3 separate regions of the Mus musculus genome follow, and all the other regions are linked to region 1. The links are chromatin loops, found by intact Hi-C in ENCODE. Cell type or tissue: left cerebral cortex. All regions are shown on one strand. Region 1 overlaps Prickle2 (prickle planar cell polarity protein 2). Region 2 overlaps Prickle2 (prickle planar cell polarity protein 2). Region 3 overlaps Prickle2 (prickle planar cell polarity protein 2).

Region 1 (2,500 bases):
GCAGGGAACCCAAAGTATACAAATGATTCATGCCACCTAAACAATTTCGAATACAAGCCAGCCTACCAAAAGAAGGCTGCTGAAGCCAAAAATAATTTAATATGGGAGGAAATGGAATTTGGCAATCCATGCATCAGACGTTACTCCAATTTTGGAAGGCACGTCTTCCAGCTGCTTCCTCTTTAAAAAAGGAAAATAACATAAATAAACTCTGACCCTTTGTATTACCTTTGGACATATTGCTCAGGTACAAACAAGAGAACAGATCGGAGGTGAGGAGCTGCCTGAACGCATCTTTTAAATCTAATCTACCCAGAGAACCTCCATCTCTCACCATTAACTTGGCTTCATTTTTCCAGGGTGCAGTTGCCCAAGCCCTGGAGGCTGGAAGCACTGCAGGCTTTATTATTCCCTGACTCTGAGTCAGCTAACAGGGTGTATGAGATGCTCTGGGCAAACAGGACTGAGCTCCCCATTTCTGCACACACACACACACACACACACACACACACACACACACACCACTTGTAGACAGCTAGGAAGGGTAGGAGGAGGGGGCCGGCCCCTTCTACCTGGATTCAGAGAGAATACATGTACAAATCTACAGTTGATTAATGCTGTACAGCCACACCAAGGTGCCAGGAGAAGAATTTTTAAGGTCCTAGCAATACTTTCACTTTTAGGGACTGTAAGCCCCAGGCATAAAGGTATGTGGAAAGGCATAAATAATACTGTAAAGGTGATTTAAGAATGTGCCTGCCTGTTTAAAGGAGCAAGTTGTAAGTCGTTAGCAGTACATACATTTGAAAGTATTTAAAAGAAAGGGAATTATGAGCAAATAAAATACTATTTAAAAATTAAATACCAAATTAAGCCCCCTTCCCCCAACACACACCAAGTCCTAAAGTAATGGTAACTCTTTCTGGGGATCTTATTAGTCTCAGTGTTGGTTAACAGAGTGACTGTAGGAATGGTGGTGGAAGCGCAGTGGTCCCCAGGGTCCCCTGGGCAGAGTACAACACTCAGCTTTTGGGTGGAGGACACTTCTCCTCTCCCCTCCCCTCTACTCTTTCGCCAAGTCACTTTCTTATTGCTAGGTTCCTTCTTGTCCAGGGGAAGACCCTGGGGCTAGAGCCTCTGCTCATGCATCCTGTCTTTATTATTCCCCTATGCCGGAGAGGATCCACTTACCAGGCTGTCTTGCTTGATCCGCTGGCTGGTCACCACTTCGTCTCCACCCCTGGGAAACTGCAGATAGGCAGAAGAACCACTAGGGACCAGCGACAGGGGCAGAGGCTAAGGGTCCCCAGGGGATGTTGGCCGCCAAGGGTGCAGAGCCTGAGAGGGCTCTGCAGGGACTGCTGGTGAGAGTGAGGACATTCCCGGGACAGCAGCTGCTCAGGGAGCAGCCCTGGATTCTGAAAATTTCCAGCTCCTGGGAGAGAAGGTCTCCAGACTGCTTCTGGGCAGCTTAAAGGGACTCTGCCCCACCTCCTACAGACGCTCATTGGTGAAACTTCCCAGCTGCGGGCCAATCATAAGCCTGTTCCCAAATTGAGATTTAAATCGAAGGGAACTACTGCTTTAAAATTAGAAAGAACCTATGAGCACTCAAACACCGTAGTGAAGCAGGACAGAGGCATCAAGGGCCCAAGCGTGCTTAGGTAGCAGAAGAGGCCAGCTGGCTGGCAGAGCAAGTGAGAAGGAAAGAGGACAGAAATACTGGACCAAGTTCCCCACTCCTCCTGACTACTACAATGTACAACGTACATGCCTTTCCTTTGGGGAAGGAAGCAGTGTGCTCCCAAGTATCTGCTCAGTCTGCTTACTAGTTCTCTATACAATTTCACTTTTTTTCGTGGCATTGCACCAAGGATGAAAGCTTTACATCCATCAACCAGATGCTTCACTCTTTCCCTGTAACACGGTGAGCTACACGTCCTGAGGACATCAGTGGGTGCACGGAGAGATGACTCAAACCCCAGGAGCTGCCTTGACTACAGGGCTTAACTAGAGAATCTAAGAGAGGAGATTAGGTCTGAACACTGGTTTTACTTCCGAGAAAATGGACCCTTGTAAGATAAAAGGAAATAAGGATCGATTGCTGGCAGGACAGCCGTGCTAGGTCATAGGATGATCAATGAAAGATAAAGTCCTTGACCACGAGGAACTCACAGTAGAGTAGAATGATGCGGAATGGGGTGGAAAACAGAGAGATAAATAAGGAATCATATTAAAAGATGCTCAAGGCAAGGCATCTTATATAGGGATAGGTGGATTTGCTATAAAATGAAAGTAACTGAAAACCATTATTCCACAAGGGACCTTGGTACACAAATCATGCTATAACCATATAATGGGATGCTATATAGCTATGAGAAAAAAAGAAGCAGAGCTAAAACCAATAATGTTAAGTGAACTTCAAATGAACTGTGTTTTATATATATGCATATATACACAAACATATATATATATGTATATATACATATTTCAGAGAGTG
Region 2 (2,500 bases), 71 kb after region 1:
TGACTATAGAGAGTTCAAATGTTAGAGACCAGAAACAAAATTGCCTTGAACTCTCTTTAGCCCTGTTGAAAGCCACTCATTGCTCACCTTAACATCCTTGTGACTATTAAACCCTTTAAAATGCATTTTTAAAGTGTGTGTGTATGTATATATATATATGTATATATGTATGTGTAATACACACACACACACACACACACACACACACACACACACATATGTGTGTGTGTGTGTGTTTTGCCTGCATGTATGTGCACCACATTGGTGCCTAGTGCCCATGGAGACCAAAAAGAATGCATTGGATTCCCTGGAACTAAAGCTACAGAAGGTTATGAGCTGCCATTTGGGTGCTAGGAACTGAACCCAGGTCCTCTGGAAGAGCAGCAAGTGCTCTTAATCACTGAGCCATCTTTCTAGCCCTAAACTGGATTAATTCCAAACCTAAGAATGTCAACTATATAGTGGCATATAGTCTCCACGAATGTAACTGGTGAATGCCTTGATTTCTGAATTTCTGTGTTCTATAATTAATAAAGTCTCATATAAACACTTCCATAGTGAACATGGTATTTGGGGTCATCTGAATCTCTGTTTCAGGGGCGTGGCCACTCATACTTGGCTCCAGAATAAACTCTCTCTTAGTCCCTTTAAGGTGAGAGCTGTGCTTGCATTGAGAAGGGGGAAAGAAAGCTTTCAAATACCGAGTTTAACATGAATACATCTGTTCCCTGTGCACTTTCTAAACTTTAAATGTTGCAAGTTCTTCCCAAACTTCTAGTTAAAAGAAAAACATAAGGTTAATAGCTCCGACACTCACCACCTCCCTCAGGCAAAAGACCCAGGCAGACTAGTACACACATAAACAGATGATGCACTGAGCACCTTGCTCTAATTTCAGTTGTATATAGATTTCTCCTCAAGTATCTACAAATGCGTTGCTTTGTTCTGTGGCCACTTCAGACCTGCAGCCATCCCTTCATGGTTACAGTTGGTTTGTGTTTTAGACTTACAAAGATCTAAACGACAGCTGACAATGTGTAAACAGCACAAGATCTGGAGGAGTTCATTCATTTGAACACCAGAGACACTGTCCATAAACTAGGAAATAAAAGGCCATAAAATTTTTATCATGCTAAAGTTTCATGGCTCTTGTGAGTTAAATGAAAATATTAGTGAAGGCTTTATAATGAGGCCTACTTGTGCTCGGGGTAGGGTGGGGTGGAGTGGGGGTGTAATTCTTCCTCCCACTTGGTGTTCCAAATGACTTCCTAATTCCTCTGCTTCTGGGCTAACCACCCCCACCCCACTCTCTTCCTAAGAACCAAATGCATCTCAGCCTGTTCCCAGGGCTGTGGCAGAAGGGAGCCCTCCTGTGAGGCTGGGACCACCCACAAACAGTTGGCTCCCTATGGACAGGAAAACCCAGAGCACACAGGGAACATGCTGCCTGTTTCTGAAAATGGGCAGGTCACTTGAGTTGAGGCAGTCAGCTCTCCCAGTCGTAGTGCACAGCCCTCTCTTACAATGGCCACTTTACATGGCCAGAGTTCATGCTACCTAGAATAGCTGTTCCCATGCTTGGCTTACCAGAGCACAACTGCTTATATAGATTAATAAACTAAACAGACACCCTGGATATACCTCCACAGAAGTCTGGACACAGCAGGGCCTGCCTAGCCAGGTCACTGCAAATTTGCATTCAGAGAAGTTTCCCAGATAATGTGGATGACAGCCAGGACCGAGGACCACTAGTAAAGGAAGGAACTCCTGGAAGGGAGATGAAGTGGACATGTGAGGAGCGACATGTTGTTCAACACCAGCAGTATAGGATTCTTTCTGCGTACCTTTGGAAAGAGAATATGCATCCTAGGGAACATGAAGTCGGCCAGAATGTAATTTTTTTTATTTTATTTTAAGCCAAGTCTTAGAAGTGAATAAGCTTGGCTTCTGGAACTGGCAGACCCAAATTCTAGTTCTTCCTCTGCTACAGGGAGCTGGGGAGGCTCAATAAAATCCGAGCTTCGGTTTCCTCCAGTGGCAGGTAAGGATGGTGAAGAAGGAACAGGATGGTAACAAGGATAACCACTCTCGCATCAGCTGCTGTTCTAACAATACAGACATCGGTTTTCTGGGATGCTGTATGAAGTCGTACTTCATACACTTAGAACACTACTTTATGTCTTTTCTTTGGTCAAAAGGACAACTGTTCCTATTATCTGTTAAGCAGAATTGATAAGTTCTAAGTAGCTTCAACCAGTAGCATCCTGGCCACACAGCCTCACCCACCTTGCCCTAATTTGATAGTACCCTTGCAATGCAGGCCTTTAGGTTCAGGCATGGACAGCCTGGTTCAAATAAAACTGTATGCACGGAAGAAAACACTTTCGTGACAGACCTGAGATGTAGTGCTTCAGATTGAATTCATTTTTCCAACCAATTACTTAACAGGTTGATACTAAGACATTTAGGATAAAGAAAGGAGGCAAGAGAAAGCTCAAGG
Region 3 (2,500 bases), 54 kb after region 1:
CTCGTCTATAGAGTGAGTTCCAGGACAGCCGGGGCTACACAGAGAAACCCTGTCTCAAAACAAAACAAAACAAAACAAAAAAACAACAAAACAAAAACAAAAACAAAACAAAACCAAACAAACAAAAAAGAAGTTTGCCTTTATCCATACCTATAGAAGGTGTTTGAGGCCAGCCTCAGCTGCATAAGATCCTGCTTCAAATTTTAAAATAGAGGGAAAATACTGGGGAGAACAAAGTACAGACGTACCTTTCTTTACATGGCACCCAAATCATTGGCTCTATTTCCACTCAGTAGCCCTTTGCTTCCTGTCTTAGTTACAGTTTTACTGCTGTGAACAGACACCATGACCAAGGCAACTCTTATAATGATAACATTTAATTGGGGCTGGCTTACAGGTTCAAAGGTTCAGTCCATTATGATCAAGGCAGGAGCATGGCAGCATCCAGACAGGCATGGCACAGGAGAAGCTGAGAGTTCTATATCTTCATCTGAAGGCCACTAGAAGACTGTCTTTCAGGCAGCTAGGAGACAGGTCTCAAAGCCCACCCCCCTCCCCCAAAGGGACACATCGCTCCAACAAGACCATATCTCCTAATAGTGCCACTCCCTGGGCCAAGCATATTCAAACCACCACACTTCCCCTTAGGCTTGAAGGATAGTTTTCTTAACTTAGAAGTTGTTGTAAATCAAAACCTTACAGAACTCCAAGTACAGAAGTCAAGAAGCATTTGTTATCAGAACACGTAAAGTCCATATACAACTCAGTAATAAAAGTAGCCTAATTTAAAAATTGACAAAGGTGTTTCTCCTTTGGAGAAACAATAATAGCCAACAAATATGTGAAAACCTTCGGTATGATTAGCCACCAGGGGAATATCAATCAAAACCACGAGCAATGCCACTTTTCATCAGTTGGAATATCTCTAATCAAAGGACAGAAGACAGCAAGAGCTGATGAAAATATGAGAAAATCAGACCCTTCCCATGGTGTTCAGGGAATGTGAAATGGTGCAGCTGCCTTGGAAAGCAGCTGGACAGTCCTGCAAAGTTACCAAAGGGTTGTCATAGCACCCACTGATTGCACCCCTAACCAAGTACTGTGGCAAGTGAAAACCACAGCCACAGGAAAGCTTGTAGGCCCATGTTCATGGTAGAGTTTATGCCAATGGCAAAAGGTGTTCCACCTATACTACATGCATACAGGAGGGAATGATTTAATTTCAGCCACACAAAGAAATGATGTGTTAATCTGTGAAGTCACATAGGGGAAACTGGACATACCGAGGGAAAGAAGCCAATCATGAGAGCTACAAGTTGTTCATGAACAACCTATGGAGACAGAAGTGAAGCGGCAGCCATGGGGCTTTAAGGGAAGAGAAAAGTGGGTAGCAGCAGCTGACAGGTGTGTAGTATCTCTGTAAGATGAGGGGATGTTCTCAAATTAGGCTTTGGGGTTTCACAACCTTGTAAATATGTTTAAAACATCGGACTTACACTGCATGGGTGGATTTTATGCTATGTGAATTAAAACTTAATAAAGACATCTTAAACACACAGAGAGAGAGAGAGAGAGAGAGAGAGAGAGAGAGAGAGAGAGAGAGAGAGAGAGAGAGAGAGAGAGAGAGAAAGAGAGAACGAACAATTTGCCTACCCCCAGCATCAGTCAGCATCAAGACACGTTGAGTTCCTTCCTCCCACACAGGGAACATAAGTGTAAGGTTCTGACTAATCAGCCAGTACCACGTTGTCTCTGGGCAATGATCACACTCACAGGAGCAGGCTGGAAGCTGCTCTCTGAGGAAGCTGGTTTCAGGAGCATCTGTTTCCCTAGAATTGGGAATTGTAAAATGAAGAGAGCATCCATATATTCAAAGGGACATACAATGCTTTGTGCACTGTAGAGGAGAAAGGGGGAAAGAAGCAAGGAAGTAAGGAGCAGAGGCATGTTGATGTTAGGTACTCCAGCTTGTCCAGCATCCTGTTATACTCTGAAAGCATCATAAATTTCTGATTCCCCCACCACAAATACTCATTCTCTGGGCTTCTGTCCAATTGGTTTGGGTAGGGCTGACCTCTGCTCTAACAGAGCAGGCTTTCAGCAAATTGCATTGCCTTCCTCAGTGGGTAAACCTTGTCTCAGTGTCTGAATAGTTTGCTAGGAGAAGGGCCTCCCCACAAAGAAGAGACAGTTCAACTGACGGGCCACCGGGCTAACTGTAGATTTAGACTTGCCAGCTTCCACAGCTGCATTAGTTGTTTTCTTAAAACACATCTCTTGACACAAACAGCTGTGGATCTACCCTCTTGGTAGTTTTCTGAGAGCCTTAATACACAGTGGGATGGTGATCCCAAAGTAACCACTGGCCTTTAGAGCTTCAGGTGGAAAAATACATGTGTTTGCATTCCTTCACTCAACCCTTCCGACTGCATGCCAGATCCTATGTGAATCCTATTTCCATTGGCTTAATCCACATCTAATTCACTCTTTCCAATAAGTG

Evidence for each region. Peaks named below come from ENCODE experiments on the same cell type or tissue, not always from the same donor. Only the 100,000 strongest peaks of a DNase experiment are listed, where the experiment ranks them.
Region 2: a loop joins it to region 1, with 2.5 times the contacts of the local background. A loop is called at or near these places in 5 of 42 quality-filtered maps.
Region 3: it touches region 1 in a loop (1.9-fold over the local background); 5 of 42 quality-filtered maps call a loop at or near these places.

Annotation. Positions count from the first base shown.
Region 1 is chr6:92,533,425-92,535,924 of GRCm38, forward strand. The region is part of intron 2 of Prickle2 (prickle planar cell polarity protein 2); the gene reads right to left. Among named protein-coding and RNA genes, the nearest start is that of Gm38862, 130 kb to the left of the region's middle. In left cerebral cortex, a CTCF peak has its summit at 1,292; DNase peaks (open chromatin) are centred at 66, 440, 1,511 and 1,913; H3K4me3 peaks cover 2,058 bases; H3K27ac peaks cover 1,671 bases.
Region 2 is chr6:92,604,023-92,606,522 of GRCm38, forward strand. All of the region lies in intron 2 of Prickle2 (prickle planar cell polarity protein 2), which reads right to left. Among named protein-coding and RNA genes, the nearest start is that of Prickle2, 100 kb to the right of the region's middle. In left cerebral cortex, no CTCF peak of the experiment used is centred here; DNase peaks (open chromatin) are centred at 1,416 and 1,918; H3K27ac peaks cover 1,148 bases.
Region 3 is chr6:92,587,835-92,590,334 of GRCm38, forward strand. All of the region lies in intron 2 of Prickle2 (prickle planar cell polarity protein 2), which reads right to left. Among named protein-coding and RNA genes, the nearest start is that of Prickle2, 120 kb to the right of the region's middle. In left cerebral cortex, no CTCF peak of the experiment used is centred here; DNase peaks (open chromatin) are centred at 1,324, 1,752 and 2,152; H3K27ac peaks cover 1,291 bases.